Linked DNA regions of Mus musculus: regions 2 and 3 are each linked to region 1. A link is a loop called in an ENCODE intact Hi-C map of the cell type or tissue named here. Cell type or tissue: heart. All regions are shown on one strand. Links, peaks and the distances in the headings refer to the core of each region. The heading gives the core; the rest is flanking DNA.

Region 1 (9,887 bases), core at 810-8,809:
CCTTCATCAAACAGTGATAAATTATTTGTCTTCCTGAAATAGTAAGTACTTAATTTCTTCTATCAATTTTCAGAAAATGATCCCAACAACTACTACAATAGTAGCAAATCAGGCTGAATTTCCTTTCACTGTGAATCCAATACTTTTTATGTATTCAATATCTGGAAATGAATTATAGTAATCATGTTTTAAGGTATTTTTCATCTCACATATTTTTTGTCGATAACAAATTTTACGTCTCACAACTAGTGTTAAAATAGTATTATTTGCAATGCTGTGTGTGTGTGTCTGTATAAAAGTGCTTGCCTAGCATATAAAAGGGCCTAAACTCAATCCTTAGTACTACAAAAATAATAGCAATAAAAATAAGATTGTGTGGGTGCACCTTTAATATCAGCATTCAAGAGGCAGAGGCAATGGGATCTGTGAGTTCAAGGTCAGCTTATACTACAGAGTAAGTTCCAAGACAGCCAGGGCTATGTAGAGATTTGTCTCAAAGAAAAAAAAAGAAGAAAAGAAAAAGAAGGAGGAGCAGGAGGAGGAACAAGAAGAAGAACAAGAAGAAGAACAGAAGAGAAGAGAAGAGAAGAGAAGAGAAGAGAAGAGAAGAGAAGAGAAGAGAAAGAAAATAAATAGTCGGGCAGTGGTGGCCCATGTCTTTAATCCCAGCACTTGGGAGGCAGAGGCAGGCGATTTCTGAGTTCAAGGCCAGCCTGGTCTACAGAGTGAGTTCCAGAACAGCCAAGGCTATACAGAAAAGCCCTACCTCAAAAAAAAAAAAAAAAAAAAAAAAAAAGAAAAGAAAAAGGAAAAAAGAAAAGATTGTATCACCAGTGTACTGGCTAGTTTTGTGTCAACTTGACACAGGCTGGAGTTATCACAGAGAAAGGAGCTTCAGTTGGGGAAGTGCCTCCACGAGATCCACCTGTAAGGCATTTCCTCAATTAATGATCAAGGGGTGAGGTCCCCTTGTGGGTGTGCTATCTCTGGCCTGGTAGTCTTGGTTCTATAAGAGAGCAGGCTGAGCAAGCCAGGGGAAGCAAGCCAGTAAAGAACATTCCTCCATGGCCTCTGCATCAGCTCCTGCTTCCTGACCTGCTTGAGTTCCAGTCCTGACTTCCTTGGTGATGAACAGCAGTATGAAAGTGTAAGCTGAATAAACCCTTTCCTCCCCAACCTGCTTCTTGGTCATGATGTTTACACAGGAATAGAAACCCTGACTAAGACAACTAAGCAAAGAATAATGTGAAGAATGTGATAAGATTCTGGAAAGATGACTCAGGAATTAAAGGCTAGGCTCATAACCAAAAAATATAGAATGTGATAAGCCAAACACGGTGATAGGTGCCTGTCATATTCAGAGGCTGGGGCAGGGGGATCTCAAATACCAGTCCAGCCTGGGCTACAGAGACACTGTCATGATGGATAAAATGAAAATCTTACTTTCCTGCCAGACATAATGTACAACCAGCTGCTACAATTGTTACACTGTTGTTGTCATTTGTTATCATTTTAAAACTCAAACTTCTTTTCCAAACAGCTATATTAACAGTTGTTTGCTGTGCAAACTCAGTAAACTCACCTGCTGGACAGTGCTGTCCACTGTGAACGCTTTGTACACTGCCAGTGCCTGGCTTTTACTCCCTTTGCTCCAGATAACCATGTTCCCAGCCACATAGAGCTCTTCATCGTAGTCAGCTGCATCTCCAATCTCACTCACACCTTTTCTTAACTGCCAGCTTTCCTTAAAAATTAACACACAGGACATGCTCAGCACTTCTTCTTTTTCAGTAGTTTGAAGCAAGATTTGCCTGTAAATTAAGACTCAACCCAAGACTAACTCCTACAAGGATTGCAATACATAGGTGAGCACAATGAGTGAATTAGCAAAGTGGGCACATTACATCACGGGACTCTTGAGATAAGTTAAGAGAGGTAGGAGAGATGGCTCTGTGGTTAAGAGCACTGGCTGCTCTTCTAAAGACTGGGGTTTGATTCTCAGCACCTACACAACTGTCTATAACTTCAGTTCCAAGAGATCTGAGCCCTCTTCTGGCCCACATGGCCACTACACACACATGGTGCACAGACATACAAGCAGGCAGGTTTTTTAAAAACTGACTCAAAAATTCTCTATAAGAAGTACTTTATTTTATACTTCTATGTTCCTAGTATTGCTCTGCCAATAACGCAGGCACACAAAAAGTATCTCTTACATATAGAGTATAAGATAAAACCCATGCTTGAAGGGAAACTAAAAGTAGGTATTAAATGTATGTAGAAGGCATAAAATAGACAGGTGCACATAGGACTCAATGGGGGGACTTCCTTGCTTCACAGCTGCAAATATATTATTTATCTTCTTCCCCTTGTCCCACACATAAGATGAATAGAAGCTAAAAAGTTTCTGATTTCTATCTATCTATGTACATTCCAAGAGATTTAATTTCAAAGGCAAATACAAAGACTAGGTAAAGCAGAAGAGAGGGGCAGCTTAAACCTCCACGGTCAGTCTGGGCTACTGACTAAGGTCCACCTCAAAATAGAAAGTACTACTATGCTAACACCCTTATGTGACATCAACCCTCTTCTAGAAACATGTGTTGCAGGTACCACTTCTAACCTCTGGCATTTAGTCACCAAAGAGTATAAAACCTGATTACCCACATCTGAAGTGAGGATAAAGTTTAAAATGAGCCATGATTAAAGTACTCAACTCTCATTACAAGTTACACAGCATGCCTATGTAGGCAGCACCATATTTCAGCACTGACTGAAATGACCAAACATTAGCTTTTAACCAAGTGCCAACATACACTTATTTCTCACATGCATATAGGCAGCTTTATATTAGCACGGTATTCATTCTAAATTTCAAAAGTATGATGAGAATCTTAATAAAACCTTCTGTTTCTCATGGATTGTAACCTCCTGAAGAGATCCCACCAAGCCAGCTGCACCATCAGAAGACCATAACTCAGAGGCTGGCTGCAGCTGACGAAGCTGAAGGTTCAGAGCGTTAGGGTGGTGCTTGCAGTGGTCTCGGCCAAAAGGAACAAATTCCTGCAAATCCCCGGCTGCAATCATCGTTGCCCTTTCTTCAGAGAAGTTCGACATGGGTTCCAAATATGAACATTATTTCTGTGTGAATCCAAACGCATTCTTGTCAGCCTTCTAGTCAAAACTAAGTTATTACTACAGAGACCCGAGTGGAGCTAGGTCAGAAACATGGGGATCCACCTCACAGACATTTCGACACACGGCATGTAAAGATAACTAACATTCAAACATTCTGTGGCATAGTATGTGCCTTTTTGTCTCTGAGGAAACCTCTACAACAGCATTTGTTAGCAGCACTATAACCCTCAGTGTTTGAAATGGCACTTAAGAATAACAACTGCTAACTAAATTTGACTTGAAGCTCTCATCTAAAGTCTTGTTGGCATCATTTTTTTTAACAATCTGAAAGCCTCTAGTTTATACGAAGCCCTCTATAGCTACAAAATCTTCCTTGCTGTGACTTAAACGTCATTCCTGAAATGATTACGCCAAAAAACAGGCCCAAGTTTCTTTTTCACCTCCTAGAAATAAAATCAATATTGAGAACAGAACTTGAAAAACACATATGCCTTATGAAAAGTAGGGGCTTATCAAAATGTGGCTGGCCTTTCCAAATTCTATTCAACAAAGCAGTCAACATTAAAGAACTTGCAACTTTACCCGACGTTTCCTCATGCAAACATGCAATGTCATTCCCTTTTAGCTTAAAACGAACCTACAGGATAACTTTTTATAGCATCATTTTCTCAGTTAGATGCCTTTTAACCCAAAGACATCATACTTAATACTTTTACAGTTCTCCAAAAGTTGTTAAACGTGTTATTCGTTACAGGCCACATAAAAGCATTGAGTTGACATGCTAGAAATAAAACTGTCATTACTGGTTACTAGGAACATATGCAAACAGCGGGACCCTGAGCTGGGTCTCTACAAAAACAGGCTTTCCGTGCTTTTGAGTGAACCGCGCCACGGCGTAGCGGCCGGAGCATCGGCTCATGGCGCGTCGGGCCAACCCGGAAAGCCCAGTCTGATACTGGGGTTCCTCTCACCCCAGCAGGAGCTCAAGGCCAGCCCCGGGGCGCTCAGCCCTTGGGGCACCCGGTGCAGCGAAATTCCAACACCAAGTCGCAGCGATGCGCGACCCGGCCCGGCCCGACCCGGCCCGGCCCGCACCTGAATAACTCGGGACGCGTCAGGCGCTTGCGAGCCCCGGCTGCTCCCCGGAGGCACAAGGGCCGCGAAGGCCCGAGAGCAGCGACAGGACCGTCACGATGACTCCTCACCGCCCCAGTTTCTCATCCCTTTTCCCTCCCGGATGCCGGAGGAAGAATGGGCGGCAGCGGGACACCAAAGACTTGCGAACAACTCAAATGGCTGGAGCCATCTTGGATTTCCCGACCTGCCTCGCGCCAGGGCAGAGCCAGGCTGGGGACGCGCGGCAGCGGAGAGGACCTAGCGCCTGCGCAGTTGAAAAAGGTGTCTGTGCAAGTGCCTATAGCGAAGGCGGTCACTTAACGACGTTACCTCTTTAACAAACCAAATCTCTAAGATCCTGAACTACCTTCTCAATTGAGCTAAGTTAGGTAATTTTTTTTCCCAGCTGGTTGAGTTTCCTTCTCATCTCAAAAGGGGATGTGTGCCTCCTGGCTGATGAATGGGAGCGGAAGGGAGACCACTCATTTTCTCAGGATTGCATGGAAAATTCTCTACCCGGAAATCACACACCCCCACCCAAGATGGGCTTTAGTCCGTTAACTGTTCGTCATCGCTAAGAAAAAAAAAAAAAAAAAAAAAAAAATGGTGAGGCCTATCATAGCCTAAAGAATAAAGAGTTCCAGTCCATTTCTTTGCTCCAAAATTCAGTTTGTTGGAATTTGATAACTTCACTGTAATTGTCTATTGTGATACACATTTATTTTAGTTCATTCTCATCCCTTTTCTTGGAACGCCATCCTTCAGAGCTTGAAGCTGCACTGCAACAGGAAGGCTTGCTCTTAGAACTTGGTGAGCGGAATGCCTGCTTAGCTGAAATTCGCTTGCCTGGATAATCAAAAACAGTCAAATTAACACATATTCCACATGCTCTGCTCCGACCTCTTGATTCCTCCCCGCAAAACCTCCCTATCCTACAAAGGCCTTTCTATCACACACTAGGCTATCTGGAAGAACAAACAGAAGAAAACCCAACAAGGAGCACACGTAAGTGGCCTGTCAATCTCACTGCTTCCATTCTCTACCCTCTACCTCTTGCCCCATCACACAGTTTGTCTACAACCCCATCAACCCTACCAGGAGTCACTTGGACTAGGATACCCCACTCTCCACTGTGTTCTGAGCAACCAAGCCATTGTCATTCTCCTTGAGTCTATGATATCTTCTGCCACTGCCAGCCTAGGATGAGGGAGATGGGGATTGCCTTCTGAAGAGGCCGTACTTAGAAACCCAAACCGATAGGGAACAAACTGGTCGGTGAATGAAAACAAGGACGTGACCACTCCTAGATATGGTTGAGGAGGTTTTTATTGTAGATATTGAGGAATTGGGAGGAGTTGGGCTACAGCTCTTCTCTGCCGGGTGTCCTTGGTAAAATTACAATTATCGCATCTCTGGTTGTAAGGTATAGAAACAAAATGGCTTTTTGCTGGCTATAGAGAACAAAGAGCTTCTTTCCAGCTGTATTTTTAGAGATCAGGGAAAACAAACTTGGGGGAATGTTTTAGGGGCTTTACCTCCCAGGGAGAAACGCTCTAAGTCGGGGTCTCAGAATATGAGGGAGAGAACAGCCAGAGGTTCCTGGAAGAGTCTGGACTGAACACAAGCAGCAGAATAGACCAGGCCATGAGAGGATTGAGGAGGAAAAGGGGACAAGAGAGAAAGAAAAGAGAGAAGCCCAAGCAAAGCAAAAGAGATCCAAGAGCAAAGCCAAGAGGACCAAGGGAATGAAGACCAAGAGAAAAGCCAGAAATCAAGACAACCTGTGGCCAAAATGGCTGGGGTTATATAAGGAGGAGTCGGGAGGTTGGGGGAAAGGAGGCTAACTGTGGAGCTAGAGAGGTTTAGGATTGGGGTGGGTGGATGAGAAGTGCTGAGAGGAGCCAGGCACTAGTGGTGCTGGGAGAGCCTGATATGTTAATAGGCACCTCAGTTAACCATTTGTCCTGAATTCCTTTGGGACCTAACAGCCAATAAGAACAAAACAGGAAGGAGACCCTTGTATGTTGTCCTTTTTTTTTTCTCTCTCTCTCTTTCCTGTAGACTGTTCTATTGAATTTTTGACTGCACAACCTGTCAGGAAATACACGGCATGACTGAGAGGGCACATCCATCCGTCTGCAAGTTGGTGGCATTTGGTTGTAATGTGCAGCCAGTGCAATATTTGTTCTGTCTTCTTTACCCACCCTTGTCCTCTTTTCTTCATCCTCTCTCCAAACAGGGCTAACCACCAGTACTCTTCATCCTTGGGTCACCCTGAGGAACACAGAACACATAGCTGGCTGTTCAACTTGAGAATTAGGGAGCCCCTACAAAAGGTTATCTCAACTGTCATTGGTGGACGTTCCTTTCCCTGAGCAAATCTCTTAGGGTGCCTCTTTGTGGTTTCAGCCTATATGACAGCAAGGCCTACTCTGATTGTCCCTCTCTAACATATTTATCTTAGTTAGCTCCCTATTGCTGTGATAAAATGACCAATGACAACTTATAGGCCAAAAGGTTCATTTTGTCTTACCTCATTCAGGAAGTCAGGGCAGGAACTGAAGCAGAGGCCACAGAGAGGTGTGATGTAATGGCTTGCTCCCCCAGGGTTTGTTGAGCCTGCTTTTTAAAAAAATATCCATTGAGTCCACTTAGTTGCATGTGCATGGATGTGGGACCATCTACTGGCTCATGGATAGCCTCTCAGGGGATGCATCCCTGGAGAAAAATGACTTTCAAGAAAAGGTGTTGGGAGAGATAGGGGAGAACTTGGAGAGGAGGATGGGGTGGAATTGATGAAAACACATTTATATGCAAGTATGAATATAGACAAATCTTTTAAAAATAAAAATGCTTCTTTCTGGGATGAGAGTCTTTTTCTATTTTATTTATTCGTTTTCATTTATTTGCATGTGTGGTGTGTATGTGGGTGTGTGAGTGGGAAGTGGGGGCTGGCAGGGGGATGGCTCTCATGTGGAGGCCAGAGTTCTATTATGGGTGCTGGGAAGCTAGCTCAGGTCTCAAAGAGCATCAAGCTTCCTTAACTGCTGAGCCATCTGTCCAGCCCTCAGTAGCAGCTTCTTCACACAATGTGCAGGCTTGTGTACACACACACTTACACACACTCACACATATATACACACATTCTTACATACATACTGTCACACACTTAACACACACATACACACACATACACACACTCACACATATACACATACATTCTTACATACATACTGTCACACACACACACACACTCAACACACACACTTTCACATACACACACTCACACACTCACATATACTGAAGTAGAAATGTCTGGTTTCTTTGGAAACTCAGCTGTGTGCTGTGATGTTTTCCCTGAAGCTGTCTTGTGAGAGGATATTTCGCTGAAGCAGACATGTGAGAGGGCATGTGATGTTTTGCTACAGTGGATGCTTGAGAGGGAATGAGGTATTCGCTGGTCTTCACTTCATAGAGAGAAATGTGCCAAAGAACTTCTTGTGACACTTCTCATGGTAGTCCAGCTGAATCTAGACACTTGGGCTGACTCCTGACGATTTGCCACCTGAACCCTGTGGGTGTCCAAAGCATCGTGGATGCTAATTCTTCTCCCCATGAACCCTCTAACCTGCTTTAGTATTTGCTTTATCAGTTAGCCATGATGATCTGAAAAATGTTTGTGTGCATTCAGATGTATAGGTGACCAGAGGTCGGTCAGCTTAGGTGTCATTCTTTATCTGCGATTCATATTGTGTTTTGAGACAGGCTCTCTTTAGGACTTGGGGATAGCTGGTTAGGCTAGGCTGGGTGGCCATTAACCTCTATGGATCTTCTTGTCTCTGTGTTCCTGGTGCTGGGATTACAAGCATGAGCCACCACACCTGACTTTTTAGGTGGGTGCTGAGGTCAAACCTGGTACAACAAGCATTTTAACCAACTGAGCCATCCCCAAAGCCTTTGATCTGAGACTGTTAAAGATTTGTTTGTTTGTTTATTGTATATGAGTACACTGTAGCTGCCTTCAGACACACCAGAAGAGGGCACTGGATCCCATTACAGATGGTTGTGAACCAATGGGAATTGAACTCAGGACCTCTGGAAGAGCAGTCAGTGCTCTTAACCGCTGAGCCATCTCTCCAGCCCCCAATATGAGACTTTTTAAAACACTATCTAACATCACCGTCCCCATCACCACACACAGATTTCACAGCCTAGTAGTTCCAGTCTGGTTTTTAGCACATGCTATGAAGTATGATATATGATGCAGTCAGAATACACCAACAGTTGCAAAAATTTGGCCTACTACTGTACAACTGTATTTAATGAAGTATCACATTGCATAATACATCTCTCTCTCTCTCTTTCTCTTTCTCACTTTCTTTTTCTTTCTTTCCTTCTTTGTTCCTCTGTTTGCTTCTTTCTTTCTTTTTTTCTCTGAGGTGTTTGTTAATTATGTGTACAGGGATGGGATATGTGTGAGCGAGAACAGTTGCATTAGGCCAGACGAGGGAAGGTATCAAGGGTGTCCTAGAGATGCAGTCACAGATGCTTGTGAAGTGGGTGCTAGGAACCAAACTCAGGTCACAAGCAGCGTATACTCTCAACTGCTGGGCCATGTAAATGTGGAGGTAAATGGCCTCCACATTTACCTGTGTGACAGATAACCTACATCACTGGACAAGGGAATTTTCACTTTGCTTCCAGTTTCATGAAATCGTACAACACCCACCTCGTTTTGCAAGAACAAACTGTAATGCTCAGGCACTTGCGTTTCTCATGCTCTTCCTAGGACACCAGAAGGACTCTCATGTGGGGGAGGCATGGTGGGGCACACCTGTAACCACAGCTTTTAGGGAGTGGAAGCAGGAGGATTCAAAGTTTAAGGTCATTGTCAGCATTGCCTAGTGAGTTTGAGGTTAGCCTGGGCTACATGAGACTCTGTTTTATAGATAGACACACACACACACAAATATATCAAAGCAAATAATTAAATCTAAAAATAAATAACTAGAAGGGTTCTTTTATATCCACAACACCAAGTTTCCCAAGAAACTATACATATTAACAGTTTCATGCATATGTTGTTCAGTACAGTAAAACACAGCTTTCCCTGATACCGTAACATTTCTAATAGGACAGGGCTGGGAGAGTTACTACTAGTAAGCCTTTCAGCCTATCGGACGGATTGCCGTGCAGAGGTGGGAATGGGGAGGTCAATATTCTACAAAAGAAAATACCTTTGTCTCATCACCGTGTTCGCTGATCTGAACACAGCCCTTTACTTGTGCTAGTTCACGTTCAACAACGGCAGGAGCCACTGTGCTGGGCGGATTCCTTCCAGCAGGCCTGGAATTCGCCTGAGCGGCTTTGCTAAAGCCCCTGTATGGCACTGAGCCCCAGCCATGGGGCATGAATCACACTCGTTTATAATGTTGCTTTTTAATCATAGGTCTGAGGAGGATAGGAGAGAGCCGTACCAGCTTGTCTGCATCGTTAATTGAAAACAGTGAGAGAGATGATTTGCACCTGGACTCCATGGTTGAGGCCGATGTTGCCTGAGGGAAATGCCTGTGGAGGCAGTAAACAGAAAGATCCCGTTGTGCCTCTATGTTAGGATTCCTGGGTTCAAGGAT
Region 2 (9,887 bases), core at 825-8,824, 380 kb after region 1:
CTCTACCTATTCTGCCCTGAGTGATCAGTGCTAAGGAATATTCTTTGTCAAGGAATTAACATGATTAGCAGTGTGAACCTGGGCTGGGAGGCAGCAGGAGCTGCAGCTGACCCTAAAGTAGCAATTAAGGTTGTAATGTCTAAGATTACTTCAACTATAAATCTCTTAGGTCATGAAAGAGAACTAACAGTATATACCAAGGCAAACAAAGCAAGAGCATTATATCAGATCTGTGAGCAAGCAATTGGTGACAAAACATAAGGTAGCTAGCATACAATGAGGAAAAGCATTATGACTCATGGAAAAGTTATATAATTGGTCAAATTGCATTCTGGTAGGAAATGATACATACAGATTTATATTTACCAGTTTTATATCCCCTGTATCCCCTGGGTATAGAATTAAAAGTCCAATCAGATGCAATCAGGAACCATATTTTCAGTATCTTCTTTTGCTGGGGTCTCTGGCGCCAGTGGAGAGTCTGCAGATGATGTTGGCTCTAAAGTAGGCACGGAAGGGGCAGGTTTGGAAGCCTCTGTCCGTGGAGAAGGACTGGCGCAATCAGCTGGTCTGGCATCTATAGGGTCCTGTAAATGTAGAAACAGGGCTTCTCCCAAAAAAAAATCCAGTCTTTTTTAATTATCCACTTAGTAGGTCTTTATTTTGTTAGGGGCTAGAAAAGTTTTTAAAAATGGACTATTTTTTATAAAGTATTGTAAGGAGATGAATAATTATGATTTCATTTTTTTTATTTCATTTTTTAATTCAGATGTTTATATCTTTTAAAAGTCTGATGAACTCACTCTACAATAGCATGTCCCTGTGAATTATAGGGGATATCAGTGGAATATGAGAAACTTAGAGTCAAACACCAAATTTAAAAGGCTTTGTAAGTTTAAACAAAGACATTAAGCCCTTGGTATTATAAACTAATGAAACAAATACTGTATCGTATCTTTGGAAGTTTTCCCGAGTTAGGAAAAGACATAAATAGCAATGAGAATTAAGTGTACATACGTACAGGAATAAAGGCTAACTTTCCAAAAGACAGGTATTTGTAACATTTGTCTGTTTTAAATCACAAGGGCACAGGCTCATCAGTGGTTAATTCCCAAGCTTAGCTGACAGCTCTGCAGGAATGCAGGAGCAGTTTCTCTGAGCGCTATGGTGATTTGTCATGTGAGATCATGCTAAGTTACCTTTGTAGGGAAAGCAACAAGCTTTTGTTAAGAAACTAACCCTTACCTTCATTTATAGGACCAGAAAGCATAGAATGAACTTGAACATGTCCAATAGAGAAAAGGCAATTTTTAAATTGAAGTAAGACTTGTAATTCTGAAAGTTGGGGCTAAAAAAAAAAGGAAAAAAAAACGGTACAACAGCTGTAAAACATTCTTTAAAAAGGGGCTTGTCCTTCACATTTAAAAGACAATGGCGCCGGGCGGTGGTGGCGCACGCCTTTAATCCCAGCACTTGGGAGGCAGAGGCAGGCGGATTTCTGAGTTCAAGGACAGCCTGGTCTACAAAGTGAGTTCCAGGACAGCCAGGACTATACAGAGAAACCCTGTCGCAAAAAAGACAATGGCTATTGTCATTAGCTCTGTTGGTTGTGCAAATGTTTCTTGTGTGAGGAAAATTTCTTTTAAGATCTTAAAAGTTATGATAACCTGTTTGAGGAGAAGCCGTGAGTGAATATTTTTGTGGAGGCACAGCCCTGTGCTGCCTGGAGTTGCTCCCTGCAGCTGTTGGACAGTCCTTCTTTGACAAATGGATTGGTCACCTGAGGCTGTTGAATTACCTCTCTTGTTTGAGGGGTCTGAGGTAGGTGCCTCACAGTTTCCCTGGTTTGATAAAATTTCTGTATTATTAAGGATTACAGTAGCACCAGATAAGGCAGTGCCATTTCTGTGAAGGTCAGTGTGGCTGGCGCTCCTTACGCCTGTCGTACCCTTTCAGACAACAGTGACACCCAGTGGGATTTCTGCTTTGAGTGGGGCCAGGAGAATTAAAATTTATGGCACCTCTTGCTTTGCCAGGATGTTGTTTGCTGATAAGTCCAGAATTCTTACTTGAATAACTTTTGCGAGCCAAGCCTGATTTATTAAATGTTTTCTGCCCTTATTAGTAAGATTTTGGACAGTGCTCTGGCCTTGTGAGGTTGTTGTAATGGGTACACCTTGAAAATATGAACTAGCAACCTCAGCACATGCTTTAAATACATTTCCAGATTTTTAAATTGTCTTTCGAAGAGATTGACAAGTGGATGTAGCACTCTCAAAGGCCAGTTGTTTCAAAACAATACCTTTTGCCTCAGAGCTAAGAACTATCCTCTCTACTGCCTCCATTGAGAGAGCAACAACCTTTGTCTGAGTGTCAACCATACAGTTAACCTCATGAATAGGACCAGGGAGCATTGTATAAACTCGAACATGTCCTACAAAAAAAGGACACTCTCTAGATTGAAATAACACCTGCAGTTTTGAAAGTAGAGCTAAGATTGTGGAGTGGCTAGATGGCAGTAGAGCTGTCTCGATATAAGAAAATAATCTGACAATATAGTGGGAGTCTGTACATAAGTTAAAGGTTTTATTTTTAAGTCTTTTAAAGGCAGCAATTACTGCTACTAATTCTACTTGCTGTGCAGAAGTTTCTTGTGTAGGGAAAGATTCTTTGTTGCCATCAAAAATCAAAGCAGCCCTGAAGCCGAGCCATCAGTAAACACCATTGCTGCTGGAGGAGGCAAGGGAGCTGATTTAGTTCTGAGAGGAAAGATGACTCGATGCCCTTTCATGAAATATAACAAGGGGTGATTAGGCAAGTGATAAGAATAGGTCCCAGTATATCCTAATTGTACAATCTGCCATTGCTCAAATTCATAAGACAAAATATTATGTTGGTCTGCAGTATAAGGAGTAACCATATCTCCCTTTACCTCTAGGTGATCAACCCTGAGTTGAATGGGCTGAGGAGAAACAAGTTTTGTCTGAATAACACGACCCAGGTATGAGAATGGGGGTCGAATCTGAACCCTTTCTGAAGCCACTTGAAGTCCATATAAGTTTAACCGCTCAGCTAAAAATCGTAGTGTCTCTTGTACCTAAGCTCTATCTTTATGAGAAAGTAGAATATCATCCATATGATGAACAGGATAAATGTCAGAATAGATTTTACGGACCTGCAGGATAGCAATATCCACAAATTTCTGACAAGGAGTTGGACTATTTTTCATACCTTGGGGGAGGAATTTCCACTGGTACCTCTGGTATGGCCTTTAAAGGTTGGGTGAAGGTAAACTAAAGGCAAAACTCTGACGGTCACAAGGACACAGCAGTATGGTAAAAAAGCAATCTTGAAGATCAATAACAATAACATTATCATTTTGGGAATGGCAGAAGGAGACAGCAACCCAGGTTGAAGGGCTCCCATGCTTTCCATGGTGCCATTTAGTTCTCTAGAGTCCTGTAATAGTCGCCATTTGCCTGATTTCTTTCTTAATAACAAAAATTGAAGTGTTCTAAGGGCTAGTGGAAGACTCAATGTGGCCTTTTTGAAGTTGTTCTTCCACCAGCAGAGTAGCTGCTTCAATGTTTACATTTGTTAAGGGTCACTTGTGTTTGTGATATTTTGTTACTTTCTTTTCAGAAGTCAGACTCCTCCTCTGAGGTTGGTTTTTTTCTCTTCTGATTCACCACGACTCTCTCCTGAACTACTTTTCTCAGACTTTTCTGTTGAGGAATAAACATTTTTCTTAGATCCTGAGTGAGACTGTAGTAATGGAGTCTGCTCATGAGGTGAATCTGATGCTGCTTGGGCGCCTAAGGCCTTTCTGTCATCTGCTAATGTTTCCTCAAGTGTATTCCAAATAGCAAACGAAGAGCAAATGCTGTAAGGGGCACACCTTTTCCTCCATTCTCTATAAACCAGTTTTTAATATCTAACCCTAACTTCTTCCATGTATCCACATCTAAACTTCCCCTTTCTGGGAGCCAGGGACTGACTGTACAAACTGAAGAAAGTCAGTCAGATGGCTAGTTTTAACCTTAAAGACTTTTCTTTCTTTCTTTCTTTCTTTCTTTCTTTCGGGTTTTTTGTTTTGTTTTGGTTTGGTTTAGTTTTTCGAGACAGGGTTTCTCTGTATATAGTTCTGGCTGTCCTGGAACTCACTCTGTAGACCAGGCTGGCCTCGAACTCAGAAATCCGCCTGCCTCTGCCTCCCAAGTGCTGGGATTAAGGGCGTGCTCCACCATTGCCCAGCTAAGACTCTTTTCTTAAGAGTATACTTATTAATATCTGTAAAGAACTCTCTATCTGTAGATTCACTTTGTCCCATCTTGAGAGATACCCATGAAATGCACACAACCCAGAACTGATGTCTTCTGACCTAAGACGGGTGCTGATAGCTTCCAACAGAACAGCTAGGCACTGATGGCACCTAGTATCAGCCTCTGCTGATGGCAGCAGGCAATAAAAGCCAGAGCTGATGGCTCCTGGCTTAACATGGGCACTGATGGTACCCAACCAGGAACTGATGGCCCCAACTATCCGCCTCTACTGATGGCAGAAGACAATTTAACTGCACACTCCTTGTCCAATGGATTTGTAAGACCCAGTTAAGAGTCCTATCTGTGTCCACTTACCTTATTCAATGTCGCTGTTCGGGTGCCAAATTAGAACATTGGGAGCCTCCTGGCCCGGGCCAGGGGTAGCAGTGGAGTCACAGAGTAAGGACTCTGGTGATGGCTTTAACGTCTGAGGGTCTTGGGGCTTTCTAGCTCTCTAATTATACTGAAATGCTGATGATAACTTCTAAAAAGTCCTAAAAACTTTCTTGCTCTTTCTGAGGGCTTGCTTGCTGGCTTAGGCGATTAACACCTGTAGCCTATCAGGGGAGGATTAAGCAATACAGCCTTTGTTCTATCTCAGCAGGAATCTTTCCTAAAATGAGTCCCTCATAGCCTTGCTTAATGAGGGCTCACTGTCGCAGATTATATAATAATCCAAGGCAGGCTACTTCAGGATGATCACCTGCTAGTTATTAGCTTGTCCCATTATGGCTCCTGACATGTGTCCGATTTTACCGCACCCAGATCAAACCCAGAGCTCAGTGCTGGCTAAGCAAGCACTCTACCAACTGAGCTACACCCATGCCTGGATCTTTTGTTTCATCCACCAAATCTGATTTTGAACTTGGTGGAAGACCCAGACAGAGGGCGGAAAGGGATATTGGCGGGCTATGGCGCAGCTGGAATTATTTCCCTTGGTCTCTCCACCGCAGTTTGCTATTACTGCAGCCACACTTGAGACCCATGTCACCGGCCACACACTGAGTGGCGGGGCGGCCCTGGTGGGCCCTGCTTGGGAGCTCCTGCCGCCGCAACCCGCAGACCTGCCCTTAGCGCCGCGCGGAATCACGGTCGTGGGCGGGGCGCCGGCGGTGGGCGGGGCGCTGGGGGTGGGCGCGGCGTCCGGGTGGCGCTCGCCACTCGGGCGGTGGCGCGGGCGCCCAGGGCAGACACTAGGGTAATCCGGAGGCGCGGCCCTGGAATTAGACCGACAGCGGGGCTGAGGCTGAGGCTGGGGCAGTGTGCACGCGGGGCCGCCGTGCCCTGGACTCGTGTAGCGGCTGCGGGGCGCGCTGCCCTTCGCCATGTACACCTTCGTGGTGCGCGACGAGAATAGCAGCGTCTACGCCGAGGTCTCCCGGCTGCTGCTGGCCACCGGCTACTGGAAGAGGCTACGGCGAGACAACCCCAGGTTCAACCTGATGCTGGGGGAGAGGAACCGACTGCCCTTCGGGAGACTAGGTGAGCCCTTCCCTCGTGGCCGCTGCGCGCATGAATCGGAGAGCGAGCGCTTTTGTTTTTTAAGGTCATTAATCTTCCCTAGGCGCGAGCTCACCTTAGCAGATATAAAATGGGTCTAGCAAGACCTAAACCCGTAGCTGGATTTGGAACGGAGTCTGGGTGCGGTTGCCCTGTCTGCTGACAGTGACCTATACCCGCACTCAGGGTGTCGGCCTGGTTCCCCTGCTTCCCTGGGCCCGCATCAGTCATCTTGCAGCTTTCCGCCACTTAGGATTCAGCTCTGTGTGGTGTGGGCGTGGAAGGGGAGTTGAAACCGCCGAGGCTTGGGTTACCCGGAGGCCAAGATGAACCGGCAGGGAATTTGGAGAAAACTCACTGACTTACCCAAAGCAGGAGCTTCCAGGGAAGCTGGAGCGTGGGGAGCTGTTCCATTTCAGACCTTTCCTTTAGCTGCACCAAAAGTTTACATTTGCAGCTGCATTTAGTGATGTTTTCTTACACGATCTTGGGTGACTTTTGCTCTCCTCATCCACATGTGCGAAACTGGCTTGGTACCATTCTATTCGCGTACTCTCATGTAGGAAGGGACAGCAACTCCCTTTTAAATGACGTAATCTTGAAGTTGTCCTAATGGGTTCAACTAGCATCCCACAGACTTGAACCTGGTCTCATGGTCCCTTCACTACATAGTCATCTGGGGAGGGCTTGCCTCTCTCTGGGTGTCTGGTTCTTTTCCAGAATTTCACTTGGGGGTGGGATCATTTGTATTTCAAGGACAGAAGAGGAGGGGGGCATCTCTACCTTAGCAAACACCCCAGAAAGTAGTGTCCCGTGTCCTGAAGAGGAGAGGTTTTTTTCAGACATAGGTGTGGTCAGCGGTGGATGAGGCTAAACGGAAAGCAGTTTGTTTGGAACTAACAGGCAATTTGGCAAGCTTGCATAGGGCACTTGGGTGACATTATAGCCACAGCAAGCTATGATGGCTTATGGAATGAAGTTTGTTAAGGCTTAGTCTTACTGAATTAGTTCAGGGACAACTTTTCATTATTATACATGTTTATACTCTAGCGTGGCGACTCCATGGAGTGGTGGTTGGAAGACTCAGACGTCACAGACTAGAAAATGTGCTTAGAAACTGATGTCCTGTGGTAGCAGATTCCTCCGGAAGGGCTCAGCAAAGAAAGCCCCTCAAAACTAAGTTCCCTGAGAGAAGCACAGGAGCGGCTGACTGGGTCGTTTCTCCTAACTTTACTGCTTCCCTTGCTGGCACCTGACAATGCCTGGTGGTAAGAACCTAGGTAGAACCAAAAGGCTCTCCCAGCCTGGTGTGGGAGTGACTGGCCTTGTCAGTGTGCTGACAGATAGAAACCCTTTGGAATCCCAGGCCTGAGAAGGCAACATGAATTTAGCAGATGACCAGCACATTTTATTTTTATGGAAAAGACAGATGTATTCTCTAAATAAAATGGTTCTAATCCCTTGCCGTTGGGAGGATTCTCTTTTTGTCTAAAGTGGGCTGCATAAAACCCACGGAGAAAGCACGGAGAGTCATGTTCAGGCGCTGAAAGGTCGGGGCCAATAGGGCGAGAAGGTACCAGGTCAACAGGGACTTGGGCTTGTCTTCCCAAGGGAGATTGTGCAAACCAGATAATGTCTGAAAGTTCTGATTTGGTTGTGTGCTATGGTTGGATTAATTATTGTTACCTTTGACACCCAACTCAAAGTCTTTTTAAAATCTTACTTTTTGTTGCAAAGCATTTTGTTAGGGGTTAATTTTTTTAAATAAAACATATTTTTGTTGTATCCTTTTATTTCTAATCATTTATCTGTATTTATTTCATTGTATCATTGTGGTGCTTGAACCCAAGGTGGGGATTAAACCCAAGGCCCCCATATATGCCAAGGATGCGCACAGTACTGCTAAGCTACACTCTGAGCCTCCAGTTGTGGTTTTAAAAGGGTTTCTGTAGTAAGAACTAATGAAATGTCTCCTGGTGGGATCGTGTGAAGAAGTGTTCAGAGCTTCTGATGGCCTTTCCACTACCTCCTTTCACTTCTTAGTGGCTTCTAGAAGCTCCTTAAAGTAGATGACCTATACTCTGCTGCCTTCTTTGATATTTGGAGAATGTGATGTTGGGATGGAGGTGTGGCTGTAGTCAAGTAGCCTTGCTCAACAGATTACAAGTTTATGTATGTTAAGCCCAGAGAGGACTATGCTAAGGGCCAACGAGATATGAGATAGAAAAATACCCAATGCTCTTCTAATAATAAAAAAAAAAAAAAAAAAAAAAAAGGGGAGCCACATCACAGCTGACCTGCAGGCCAGTATTAATGTTTCAGTATTGGGAGTAGATACTGAGAGGGAAAGGAACCTTGGGACAGAGAAACAAAAGTACTCCATGCTTGACAAACAGCCTGAAATGAGAGACAGGGAAGCTGGGTATGACATGAGACACAGGGAAGCTATGACATATGTGTCCTGCACACTCTGCTACTGACATTGTTACTCCGCACCTGCTGTTTCTCTTCTGAGTCTCTTCTTTCCTTGTAGGTCACGAGCCTGGGCTGGCACAGCTGGTGAATTACTACCGGGGGGCGGACAAACTGTGCCGCAAAGCTTCCTTAGTAAAGTAAGTCTTCCTGAAGTCCTCCATTTTTGGTGTTTTATATAAATGGTTTAGCTTCCACCCTGAAGCACTTAAGCCAAGATGAGGGATTATTATAAGGAAAAAGAAAACCTTTCCTGCTTTAAAACCAACTGATAGCAGGGCTATGGCCTCCTCTAAGTTGCTTTGATTTCAGTTTAAGGTGTTGCTGTGTATCTCTTAAAGCCTGGCGTCTCCTAGGTGAGGCTCCCTAGAAGCAGAGACTGGCTCTCAGGGAGGGAGTTCTAGTGTAAGTGATTTCTTGGAAAATTTTCAAGGCAAACCCATCTGTAGTCAAGGGGGCAGGGTAAGGCAGGGCAAGGTAGGAGCCAAGCATAGGAATGGTTTTAGTTTACCCCTGGTGTTCTGACATGGATGACAGACACCTCAGAGTTGTCACATCTTGAAGCAGAGTGACTGAGCATCTGCTACAGTGTCAGTCAGGTGCAGTTCTATTTTTTTCTTGGCTTTTGCTTGTCTAGAAACTTCCTCATCCTTTGTAATTAGGGAAAGGGCGGCGGGCTGTGGGATAAGTTGCCAGGCATTTCTGGTCCCTGGAGAAGAATGTACAAGCCTTCCTTAGAAGACTCTCAAGCAGCTAGTGATCCCAGAGAAAATATTCAGAGTGCCACATGGTCACTCCACCACCCCTCTCTGAGCCCATAGGGGTGTGGCTAGAAAGTACAAGGATAGTACTATAAGGTAGAATTGAGCAGTAGTATACAGTGACTGAGATCCGGGGTCAACAGCTTGGGGTGATTCTCAGCTCTTTGAAGAATCCTATTAACGGGCAAATCTTTTTATCCCTCTAAGCCTGAATACCTCCCTCGTAAAGCAATTATGAGGATTAAACCAGGTGATGTGCAAGAGTGGATGCAGCACAAGGGCCTGGGACCTCGTGGGTGTTTGTGCTGTAAGGTCTCTGGGTGTAATAGCAGTAACTACTTAGTCTCATTGCTTTTATTACTGTCATTTTCAGATGGAAGCTCTCAGTCTTGTCCCTAAGATCAGGGCTATGGTAGGTCTCCTGGACGCTTTCTCTGTAATTCATAAGCATTCTGAGTAGTCAAATAGCCTTCAGGTAAAGGGGCACTAGAAGACGGGATTCCATGAAAAATGCTGCCTTTACTTGCTAATGTTCCTTTTGGACTTAAGAGGTTGGGTGCTTCTCATTGCATCTCTGTTTTTCTTTAGATGTGCTGGTTCTGGTATTCTTCCCATTTCTCTGGGATGGGTTTTCATGACTTAGCATCAACTCCTAAAACAGAGTGAGGCTTCCTGTAGTCTTTGTATTTTTGTGTTTAGAATGTAAATGGCCAGGGCTAGGGAGATGGCTCAGTAGTTGGGAGCATACATACCGTTCTGCCATAGTACCTGTGTTGGGATCCCTGACCCATGTCACACAGCTCACAACCACCTCTGTCTAGCTCCAGGGCAT
Region 3 (9,887 bases), core at 1,143-9,142, 1.1 Mb before region 1:
TGGCCAAGACTGCAGGAATGCACCACTGTTCTTAGCTTCAGACTCTTATCCTGGAAGCTTCTTTGAGTTCCTTATTACTTACGGGTACTTCACTTTACCTCATTAACAGCTGGCATCGACAACAGCTCTCAATTTCCCCTTGTCACATAAGTATAACTACAAAGTGCCATTTATAGGTAGTGTCAATAAAACAAATACTCAAAAATCAAGCATATCTCTGATAACCTTTCTCCTGTTCACAGGGCCACATCTTTGTAGCTTCTTCCTCTGGCTTCCATGAAGGGATCAATATCTCCTCGCACCAAGATGGCTCCTTATTCTACCAGATGGAACTAAGGACATGATCTGTTGGCATGTCAGGAGAAGACCTGGACATAGTAACGATTTTACTTGCTGCCTCCGGAAAGCCAGATCTACACATACATTACATACTCTGCTCTATCCTCTAGATTGCCTTCTGTTTTGTCAAACAAGTTGCTGAACAGGGAGGCCTGTGGCTGCCTAGTGCTGTTAACATCAGGGCAGCCGATCTGTCCAGGGCTGGGTTCACGATCTGTGCATCTAAAGCCATCTCCTTTGGCTCTTTTTGTCTGCCAGGTGGCTCTGAACTCAGGTGGGTAGTGATCCGCAGCTCATGTGCCTCACACTCATTCAGGACGAGTTCTGACTCCTCACAGGGAGCCTCCTCACCCAGTGAGATGATGCTCACCCAGTGAGATGATGCTCACCCAGAGAGATGATGCTCTCATAGTTCTCTAGCATCACGGCCTTGTAGAGAGCCCTCTGCACGGGTACCAGACGCTTCCACTCGTCATCTGTGAAAGTCACCGCCACATCTTCAAATGTCACCAATGCCTGAAAATACAACCATACTCCCCCTTACAACCCTTTCCTTTCTTGTTGTCTGTTTTGTTTTTCATGAGACAGGGTCTAACTCTCAGTGTTTTATAGCAAGCAACATATACTCCAGCCTAACCCAGCACTCTTTGATGTATGGGGGCTCTCACTCAGTCCATAACTGGCCGCACCAGTGGGACAGCCAAGACAGAACCACTGATCCTAGATGACCTCCAGGTGACCTGTTCTGTCAGCTTTGGGGAAGATCACGTGGAACAACAGCTACAGGTGTCTTGGGCTTGGTCCTAGGCTGGTAAGCGCAGGCTCAAGGAACTGAAGGTCACCTTGTTTTGGAGCCTTTCACTGGGCTAGGAATAGAGGACTAGGAAGGAAGACACTTGGGATAAAGAAACTAACTACATTTTGGCAACCAATAACAGTCTTTTGGAAGCAAAACAAGTCCACCTCACCTGACATCTGGTAGGCGGAGACACGGCAGCCATTCTCTCCTATGCTGCTCTGGTAGGGAAGGATAAGAGTCCTAGTGAGGAAAAAGTGTGGGGGAGAAAAGATATGAGAATGAGCATTTCTGGGGTCCTGACCCACGTGGCAAGGCCCCTCCATACACCAGTGAGTGCAATGTAGCCACCTTCATCCCCATCACCTCACAAAGAGTAAACCAAGCAAGGCCAAGAGCACTCCATGCTCAGTCCAGAGTTAGAACAAAGGCTATGGATATTAAAGCCACAGCGCATTGATTTCTGTTCCCAGGAATCAGAACCCAGGAATCAGAATATAGCGAGAGTCATGTGATATTTATATATTCACATTTAATATCACCCTGAATGCTTACTGAGCAAACACCGCAAGGAACTTTAGAAACGACTGGATGGATAAGACAAACAAGTTCTGTATCCTCTTCAGAGCAGCATCCCATTTACAGCTCCAGCTAATGAAGCATCCATCCGACACTGTAAGACTGTTCACCTCACTTCCAGAACCAGACTGATCATATCACAGCTGAGCATTGAGTGTGTAACTAGGCACATCCCGGTCGGCTTTCTCTTGCTCTAAGGAAACACTGGATGAAAGCAACTCAGGGAAGAACAGGTTCATATGGGTCGCAGATTACAGCACATTACCAAGAGAAGCCTTGGCTGGAACCTGGGGCAGAAACTGAAACAGAGACTGTGTAGGGACACTGTTTACTGGCTTGCTCAGCTACTTACACAGCCCAGGCCTACCTTCCCGGGGTGACACTATCCGCAGTGGGCTAGGTCTTCCTATATCGACTGGCAATTCAGAAGATGTCCCACACAAATATGCTAACAGGCCGACGGAGGCAACTCAGTGGAGATTCTCTCTTCCCAAGTGTGCCTAAGTTTGTATTTAGTCAACAAAAACTACGACAGATATGATCTGGTATGAAAAGATGACATCCTTCTTTGTGAACATGAATTTTAAAACGTTGGGACAATATGCAGGAGATGAGTCAAAAAGCTAGGAGAAGGTTCTGTGTAGTCACAGGGCCCAGAGGAGCAGAGTCCTGGAAGACAGAACCAATGGATGTGGTGGCGGCTCCATTAGTGCTGAAGTGCTGGAGCTCACCGGTGCTTCCCGAGGAGAGAAGTGAGCTCCGGTTGCAGCTTTACTTATTCTTGGATTTCCAGAAGACTCTTACCCTCTTCAACCTCCCTTTGCTTAAGTTAGCTAACTGGATCTCACTCTCTCACAATGAAGAGTCTAACTAAAGACTGATGGGGTGTGGCGGTGTGTGCTTGCAATCTCAGCACTGCCTTAGCCCAGGCCGGAAGAGGTCAAGGGAGAAATGCAGCAGCTTTCTCTGCACATCTGGGACCTACAGTTTTGATGTGTGTGTGTGTGTGTGTGTGTGTGTGTGTGTGTGTGCTCGAAACTTCACAGGCTGGGAGGACCTGGAGTCTTGAATAGATAGAGGCAGATCGTTATCACATCAAGAACTACTACTGAAATTAGATAGGAGAAAGTCACTTGTGAGCAACACCGTAGAGAACATGAAACCGGAGAAACCAGCAGAGGTCAGAGTACATCAAAAGGTGCTTTGGGCAAGGGGTGATTTCAGCATAGCTGTGTCCTCATTAGTTAAGTTCTTTAGGAAGATCACTGGGACAAGTAGCAAGAGCCTTCAAACACAGACATTCTTAGGTTGGCCAATTCTCTTCGAGAATTTATTTAAGAAGTATAAGAGAATAGTTACAACGGCTTTAATTAACCATCACTAACACGTTATCTTTATTGAAAGTTATCTGCCAGCCAGCTTCCTAAGCACATTACACATATCCTATTTAATCTTTAGGTAATGCAACCAAAATCTGGACTCTCCTAAGCATCTATGACAGACAACTTGATTAAATAATCTATTGTCCAGCGGCTAGACACACTTGGAGCACTACGGAACTCCACCATAACTAGCGTTGAGTGCTTGCTCTCATGAGGCACTATGCTGAGTGCTTTCTATAAAGATAATTTAGTTCCATCGTCATACATCAATAAGAGAGGCACTATTTCACAGCAATTAAGAGAGTCAGGCTTTGTAAAAGGCTGAGGTGGAACTGGGAAAAGTCTGCCTGGAAGCTTTTAATTCTGTTATAATTTACTTTCATTGAAAGATAGCCATAAAGTTAAGCAGATCTTTACCTGCAACACATCCCAGCATCCCGGGAAGCTTGATTCGCGTGACTGAAATTTCACGGAAAACAGAACTATGGTGATATACACCCGTAATGCTAGCACTTGGAAGGCTAAGGCTTAACACAACGCCAGGTTAAGCTACAAAATAAGATCGTATCTCAAATGTAAAAAGAACACTAGGGAAAAGATCACTAGTAAATTGCCAACAACTTCAATGGAGTAACAGACAACTGGCCATCCCACGGACTTCTAGACATCTGACACTTACTGGTGGTTGGAACGAAGTTGTGCTAGTTCGATTTAACGGTGGTCAGAATGTCAACCTCTAGAATTGTTTCTCAAAATTTTGTTTATGTTGACCTCATTTGAGACGCACAAAATATCGTGCTTGGTGGGTCTTACTCTGATACTGTGGGTCTTGTCTGGCCGCAGTATAGTCCCTTCACCCTTATTTCCCACTATTCCTTAACAGTGCACTCCAGTCAATATCATCTTAAAATTGCCTAAAGCCATTTGCGATTTCCTTTGGGGTTTTCTTCACCTCAAATCCGGTATCGTCCAGGAACACCCTATGCTCACACCAGGACATTCCGGTGCAGGCTCAGGGCGAGAAGCTGAAGCAAAGGGAGACGTTTTCTAGGGGACTTGGGAGAGAATGGAGTGGATGCTCCCAGATTTAGCGTCGGTACCATCCACATCCACGTAGCACCCATCATGGAAAGAAGGAACGAAAGGAAGACCGGGATCTCCAACTTGAAAGTACAGGATTCTGACACACAGTGGACATACCCTACGAGGACACTGTCCCCACGGAACCGACACACACCAGAAGGGAAGACTCTCTGTCCACACAGGCCACGCCCACTAACCCTCCCCCAAGTGCCCAGTGTCCCCGTGTCTCCTCCGCCACCGCGTCCACTCGGCTTCTTGAACACCTAGACCCGCAACCCTCACCTTTGGCAAGAGTACTGGGAACCTGCGAACACTCACCGCCTCGTGTCGGGAAGGCAGTGCGCCTGCGCGAAGATCTTCGGCCTCTGAGCTCCAATCATAGTGTTGCCTTTGCATGAACTACACTTCCCAGAAGCATCAATAGCCGGCGCGCCGTGAGATGACGGGTAAAATCCTGCACAAGGTTGCACTCCAGGTCTGTGGTGCTGAAACGGATAGGACCAGGCTCTGACCCTAAACAGCACAAGTTCGATTTCTAGTTCGTTTCCGGTTTGCCAGTGTACCTATTTTTTCTGAAAGCCAGGGTTCCCGTTCTTTCAGTAGACTATCCCAGATGCATGAGCCCAGAAACATACCTGTCGCAGTCTTCCATCAAGAATTCGTGGTGTAGGTTTAATCCCAGATTTGGTAGCATGTCGGAGAATTTACACCCAACTCTGTAGCTGTAATCCTGAATGAGGGTGACCTTCTACCTACTGCTTCAGAGGATACCAGCCAAACAACAGACTTTAAACGTTGTAGCTCAGTCCATTCCCCACCCCACCCCCCTCTCTCTGTGTCCTGAACTCACTATGTAAACCAGGATGGCTTCAAACTTGGAGATCCACCTGTCTCTGCCTCCAAAGACCTGGGCTTTAAGGTGTGCATCACCCCACCTGGCCTCTTTGTATCTCAAAAGCTCAAAAAGGCTACAAAACTTCAAAAAGGAAGCAAAACTTCTAGGGAAAATTCTCAATTTGTGAGGCAAAAAAAAAAAAAAAAAAAAAAAAAAAAAAGGCAACCTTCATTTGGTACTATGAGATCTGGATTTGCCCCCTCTCTGAACCAAAAGACAGGTTTTGGCTTTTCTGGAATTAACTGGATACTGCAGAATATGAATTACAATATTTAAAGAAATAGCCAGGCCAGTCATGAGAAATTAAATGAGGGTCCCAAGCCCATACCATTTGTAATTGAGGGATTAAGGAACACTCTTTTGATAGGCTTAAGAAAGCTCCAGCACTGGGACTTCCAAAGGGATGGGCTGTTTCAACTATACATTACCAAAAAGCAGGGCTGATACCCATTCTCATCTGGCCATTGGGTGGTCACAAATGGTCATACCATACCTGTCTGAACAACTGGATCCTGAAACCCAAGATGACCCCAGTATCTCCAGGGACTGACAATGACTCTTTGATCTCCCATTACTATCTGTACACCCTTCCTAAAACCTTGATCTCTTTGGCTATCAATTAAACCTCTCCAATATCAGTTTTTCTTAAATAGAACCTAGAATTGGTAAAGAAGTAAATTTTTCTACTGAGTAAATACCTACCTTCTGGATGTTACATGTTCATGCTGCTTTCTGGAAGGAAAGTGATTTGCTGAACTCCAAGAGCAGTCCCATCAAATATTGACCACAGGTTTTGTCTCTCGTGCATGGCATCCAGAAACTCTCCAGTGTTGCTATGTCGGCTACAGGGGGCACTAAATGGGTGGCTTGTCAGTAGAGGGAATAAATCATATCACTAGGCTGCCAAGGTCTCAGCACTGCTGTCTAATTTTTGTTGATCCCTTTCGCCTCTGTCAGTCTCATGGATCTCTTGTAAGCCTCGGTCTGCCCCTAAGGCAGTGAAAAGGGCAGCTGTGAAAGGGTTCTTCTGCAATTCTGAAGGATGGCTGCATACAGAAATCCTCAACTATGTTCCCAGAGAGCTTGTAAAAGAGCCCTGTGATACTTTGGTTGGACAAGGTCAGGAGAAACATACAATCACCTCTTCTCAGGAAAATGATTCTTCCAGTCTGCTCCTGAGTTTCTTGGGGGCTGCATGGTATGTGCTCAGACATGGTCACGAACCTGTGACAGATTTGGAGGACATAGTTTACCAAGTCTTGCCACGTCTTCAGCTGCCTATAGGTCTTCATGGATATCCTTACTGAATGAACTAAAGCCTCCCCAGCCTGTGCTGCAAAGACTTACAAAGTAGCCAAGGCACTCTCACAAGCAATTCTGAACTTGCTCAGAGACTGCAGGTGTTTCGAATCATGACCAAGACATTAGGTAGCAAATGTGGCTTGCCCAACAACCACTGCCCTCAGGAAAGGTAGAAGCCTTAAATGATAATCCCAAGAAGCTAATGAAGAAAGCCCCTGTGTTACTTTCTATTGCCGTGACAAAACACCATGACCAGGGCAACACAGAAACAGTTTATTGCAGGCTTAAAGTTTCAGGGGAGGAGTCCAGAACCATCATATGTGACTCATTTGGGCAAGCATGGATAGTGTAAAGCCATGAGCAGGTGGGGTAAAACCCGTGGCCTCGGGCTGGAACATGACTGTGTGTGAACAACCTGTACCATGAATACACAACAAAGGCAACATATGTTTAATAAACTTTGGGCCTTTACGGACTTCCCACACTTTGTCTCATTCACCCCCGGGCTCCTTCCCGATGTTCCCAGACTCTTTCCCGGTTCCGCAGAACTGACTTTGCCAGGTCAAGCCTGCTACTGGTGAGATGTGATCCATTAGGCTACTATCAGAGAAAAGAGCCCAGAGCTAGCCCCGCCCTCGCCCCGCCCCTGCCCGGGGTCCTAGCGCGAGGACCCCTGAGCAGCTGTCCGAGGCTGAGCCTGACTCAGTTTCCTCTGTGGTCCACGAGGGCAGTTTTCCGTGTGCGCTGAATGGTGGCCCTCGAGCCTCAGCACACCTCTCTGCGCTGACGACGAACTTGTGACAAGGCGCGGTCGCAGCTCGTTGCTGCAGGCGGTGAGGAAGGCGGTTCCAGAGACAGGCGGAGTCGCTGCTCCGGCTCCAGCATGGCGGCGGCCGTACGCGCTGCAGGCTGTCTCCCTGCATTGTGTAGCTTGCAGGCAGGTGAGCCCTGGGACCCGGACCGAAAGCGCGCGCGAGCAGGGGTCTTTCCCTCGGGTCTGTCGAGTCTAGGCTCCAGGAACGCGAGAAGTCGCCGAGTCCTTGATCTCAGTCTCCCATTCGGGTCCGGCCGGCTGTGTGACCTTGCGCGCCTTCTGTCCCTCTCTGGTCGCGCCGTTTGAGAGTATAAGGAGTGAACTGGGCAGTGTGCTTTCGGCCAGGGAGACCGTTCAGGCCCACTCTGTGAGGAGGAGCGAATGTAGCAAGCATAGTCTGTGGTTCATAGGGTGATGTCAATCCCTGTCTCGAGTCAGAGTGCCGCCAGCAAAAAGTCTAACAGACTCTTACTGAGTCTGTTAGATTAACTAGCTGTCATTTTAGCGTCTGGGCCGATCCGTTTGCCAGAATATACTTTTGCTGTCACCGTCTTCCTGCCGCCCTTTTCAGTTGTGTGCCGATCTCTAGCATGGCGTTGGCTTGTAGGAATAGCTTCGCGCTGGACATTGTGCTCAAGGTCCTGGTCCAGAAAGTTCATTTTGTTGCAATATTTAACCTGAAATCACTTGATAGGGTATGTGACTTGAGCCTTCGTTTGTTTTGCCGGCGTTGAAACCATCTCATTAAGGCCTCTGTCCATAGTAAGTTGTAACATTCACTAGCGCTCGCAGGTGATCTATCTAAAGTGTACACTTCAAAGGTTTTGTTTTAGTGTTTTTGTAGACGGTGCATTTATCATCACAGTCAGTTTGAGAACATTTTCATCACTCCAAAAGAAAAAACAACTGTACCTTTTAACTGTTGCCCCCACCCCTCGCCATCTCTCACTAGCCGTCAACACTGGGAGACTACTGATCTATTTCCCATCTGTCCATAGCTTGTCTGTTCTGGGCATCTGGTTTCTACGATTGGCATCTGCCAATAATGCTGTGTTGTCAGGATTTGTCCCTGCTGTGACATACCAGTCCCATGTTGCTTGTGAGCCAATAATACTCTTGTGTCCATTACACCACATTTTGTTTATCCACTCATTGGCGGATGAACGTTTGAGCCGTTTCCATCTTTTGGCTGTTAGGACTGATGTTAAAACATTTGGATGCTGTGCTTCTGTCTGTGCACATGTCCGTCCTCTTGTGGGTATTTCCTGGGTGGAATTGCTGGTTGAAGTGACACCTCAGTGTTTAACTAAGGAACTAACTACCAAGTAGCTGTACCATTTTACAGCTCCACCGGCACTGTGTAGGGGCTTCAGTTTCTCTTTGCCAGCACTTGTTATTGTCTGTCCTGTTCAGAGAACCAAGCTGTGACGATATACTAATTTTGTGGCTTTGATTTCTAATGGGCTCGTTTCCATGCGCTTAATAGCCATGTGTGTATGTTCTTGAAGCAATATCTGTTCAAATCTTTTGTCTGTGTGCGCCTGTAACTTGATTGTGTGGTTCTTGACCATGAATTTCCTAGATTAGAGGGAAACACTTGATCTAACCGTGTGCATGCTAGGCACATGCTCTACAACTGAGCTGCACGCTCGAGTGTTAGAAGGCTTGGATCCTGTCGGTAGAGCCATGGGTTATGGATGCTTAGGAGCCGGAGCCATGCTGGAGGTAGTGAGTCTGTGGAGGTGGGCTAGGGAGCTTCATCACCTGCCTTCCACGCCTGATCACCTGCTTCCGGGGTGTGGATGTGGTTTTCTGCCGCCATGTCTTCACTGCTTGCTGCCATGACTTCTCTTCCATGGTGGTCTGAATCTCTCTGGGACTGTGAGCCCCAATAAACCCTTTCTCCCTTAAGTTCCTTATGCCTGGATATGTTATCACAGAAACAAGAAGTAAATTTTTGTTTTTTGAGACATATCTCAACAGCTTGCCCAGGCTGCTGTTGCAATCACTCTCTAGCCCGGTGCTGGGTTTGAACTTCCCATCCTCCTGTTCCAGTCTCTCTCATAGCAGGGTCTGTGAGCCTGTACTAACAGGTTACTTCCTGTTCATTGTCACTTGGGTTGACTTTTTATTCTTGATTTGGAAGACTTCGTTGCATTTTCTAGAAATAAGTCTCTTGTCAGATATATAATCTGCAAGAAAAAAAAGTATTTTTGGAGACAGGCTCTCATTGTGTAGTCTTGGCTATCTTGAAACTCACTATGTAGAGCGGGTTGGCTTCGAATTCACAGAGGTCAGCCTGTCTCTGCTTCCAGGCTAGGATAAAAGGCATGTGCACTGTGCATAAACTTTTTTTTTTTAAAGAGTTTTGCATGTTAACTTTTAAGACCCCCTCCCCTGCCAAGGTTCTCACTATGAATGTAGTCTAGCCTCAAACGCACAGTGATTCTTCTGCCTCAGCTTCTCAAATGCTGGGATATACTAGTATACCTGACATTAATAGTGTTCCTTGAAACACAGGTTTTTGTTTTTGAGCATCCAGGGCCTAGTGCACATCAGGCAAGAGCTGTGCCGCCAAGCTGTTTCTAGCATTGAACACATTGGTTTGAAATTTTGATGGTCTCATTCATCTGTTTTCCCCCTCTCCCTTTTGGTAGCATGTGCTTTTGGTGTTGTATCTAAGAAACCACTGCCAAG

Evidence for each region. Hi-C counts contacts between places; a loop is a spot of excess contacts. Peaks named below come from ENCODE experiments on the same cell type or tissue, not always from the same donor. Only the 100,000 strongest peaks of a DNase experiment are listed, where the experiment ranks them.
Region 2: it touches region 1 in a loop (2.2-fold over the local background); 6 of 42 quality-filtered maps call a loop at or near these places.
Region 3: it touches region 1 in a loop (7-fold over the local background); 2 of 42 quality-filtered maps call a loop at or near these places.

What each region holds. Positions count from the first base shown.
Region 1 is chr2:128,682,920-128,692,806 of GRCm38, forward strand. Anapc1 (anaphase promoting complex subunit 1) reads right to left here and starts at 4,476. Exons shown (of 48, transcript NM_008569.2): 1 at 4,234-4,476; 2 at 2,905-3,141; 3 at 1,583-1,744. The coding sequence starts at 3,117. It overlaps Gm39931 (a long non-coding RNA gene), which reads right to left. Exons shown (of 5, transcript XR_001783466.2): 3 at 6,788-6,873; 4 at 6,459-6,528; 5 at 4,898-5,100. In heart, for the core only: no CTCF peak of the experiment used is centred there; a DNase peak (open chromatin) is centred at 4,482; H3K4me3 peaks cover 2,045 bases; H3K27ac peaks cover 1,757 bases.
Region 2 is chr2:129,060,500-129,070,386 of GRCm38, forward strand. It overlaps Vinac1 (vinculin/alpha-catenin family member 1), which reads right to left and starts at 5,410. Exons shown (of 11, transcript NM_001370941.1): 1 at 4,638-5,410; 2 at 367-2,730. It overlaps Ttl (tubulin tyrosine ligase), which reads left to right and starts at 5,448. Exons shown (of 7, transcript NM_027192.2): 1 at 5,448-5,804; 2 at 8,356-8,434. The coding sequence starts at 5,648. In heart, for the core only: no CTCF peak of the experiment used is centred there; DNase peaks (open chromatin) are centred at 5,432 and 6,062; H3K4me3 peaks cover 1,932 bases; H3K27ac peaks cover 1,428 bases.
Region 3 is chr2:127,580,169-127,590,055 of GRCm38, forward strand. It overlaps Zfp661 (zinc finger protein 661), which reads right to left and starts at 4,509. Exons shown (of 5, transcript NM_001111029.1): 1 at 4,462-4,509; 2 at 1,308-1,378; 3 at 729-855. The coding sequence starts at 1,340. It overlaps Mrps5 (mitochondrial ribosomal protein S5), which reads left to right and starts at 7,258. Exons shown (of 12, transcript NM_029963.2): 1 at 7,258-7,317. The coding sequence starts at 7,260. In heart, for the core only: CTCF peaks have their summits at 4,593, 4,792 and 7,230; DNase peaks (open chromatin) are centred at 4,533 and 7,023; H3K4me3 peaks cover 3,302 bases; H3K27ac peaks cover 2,344 bases.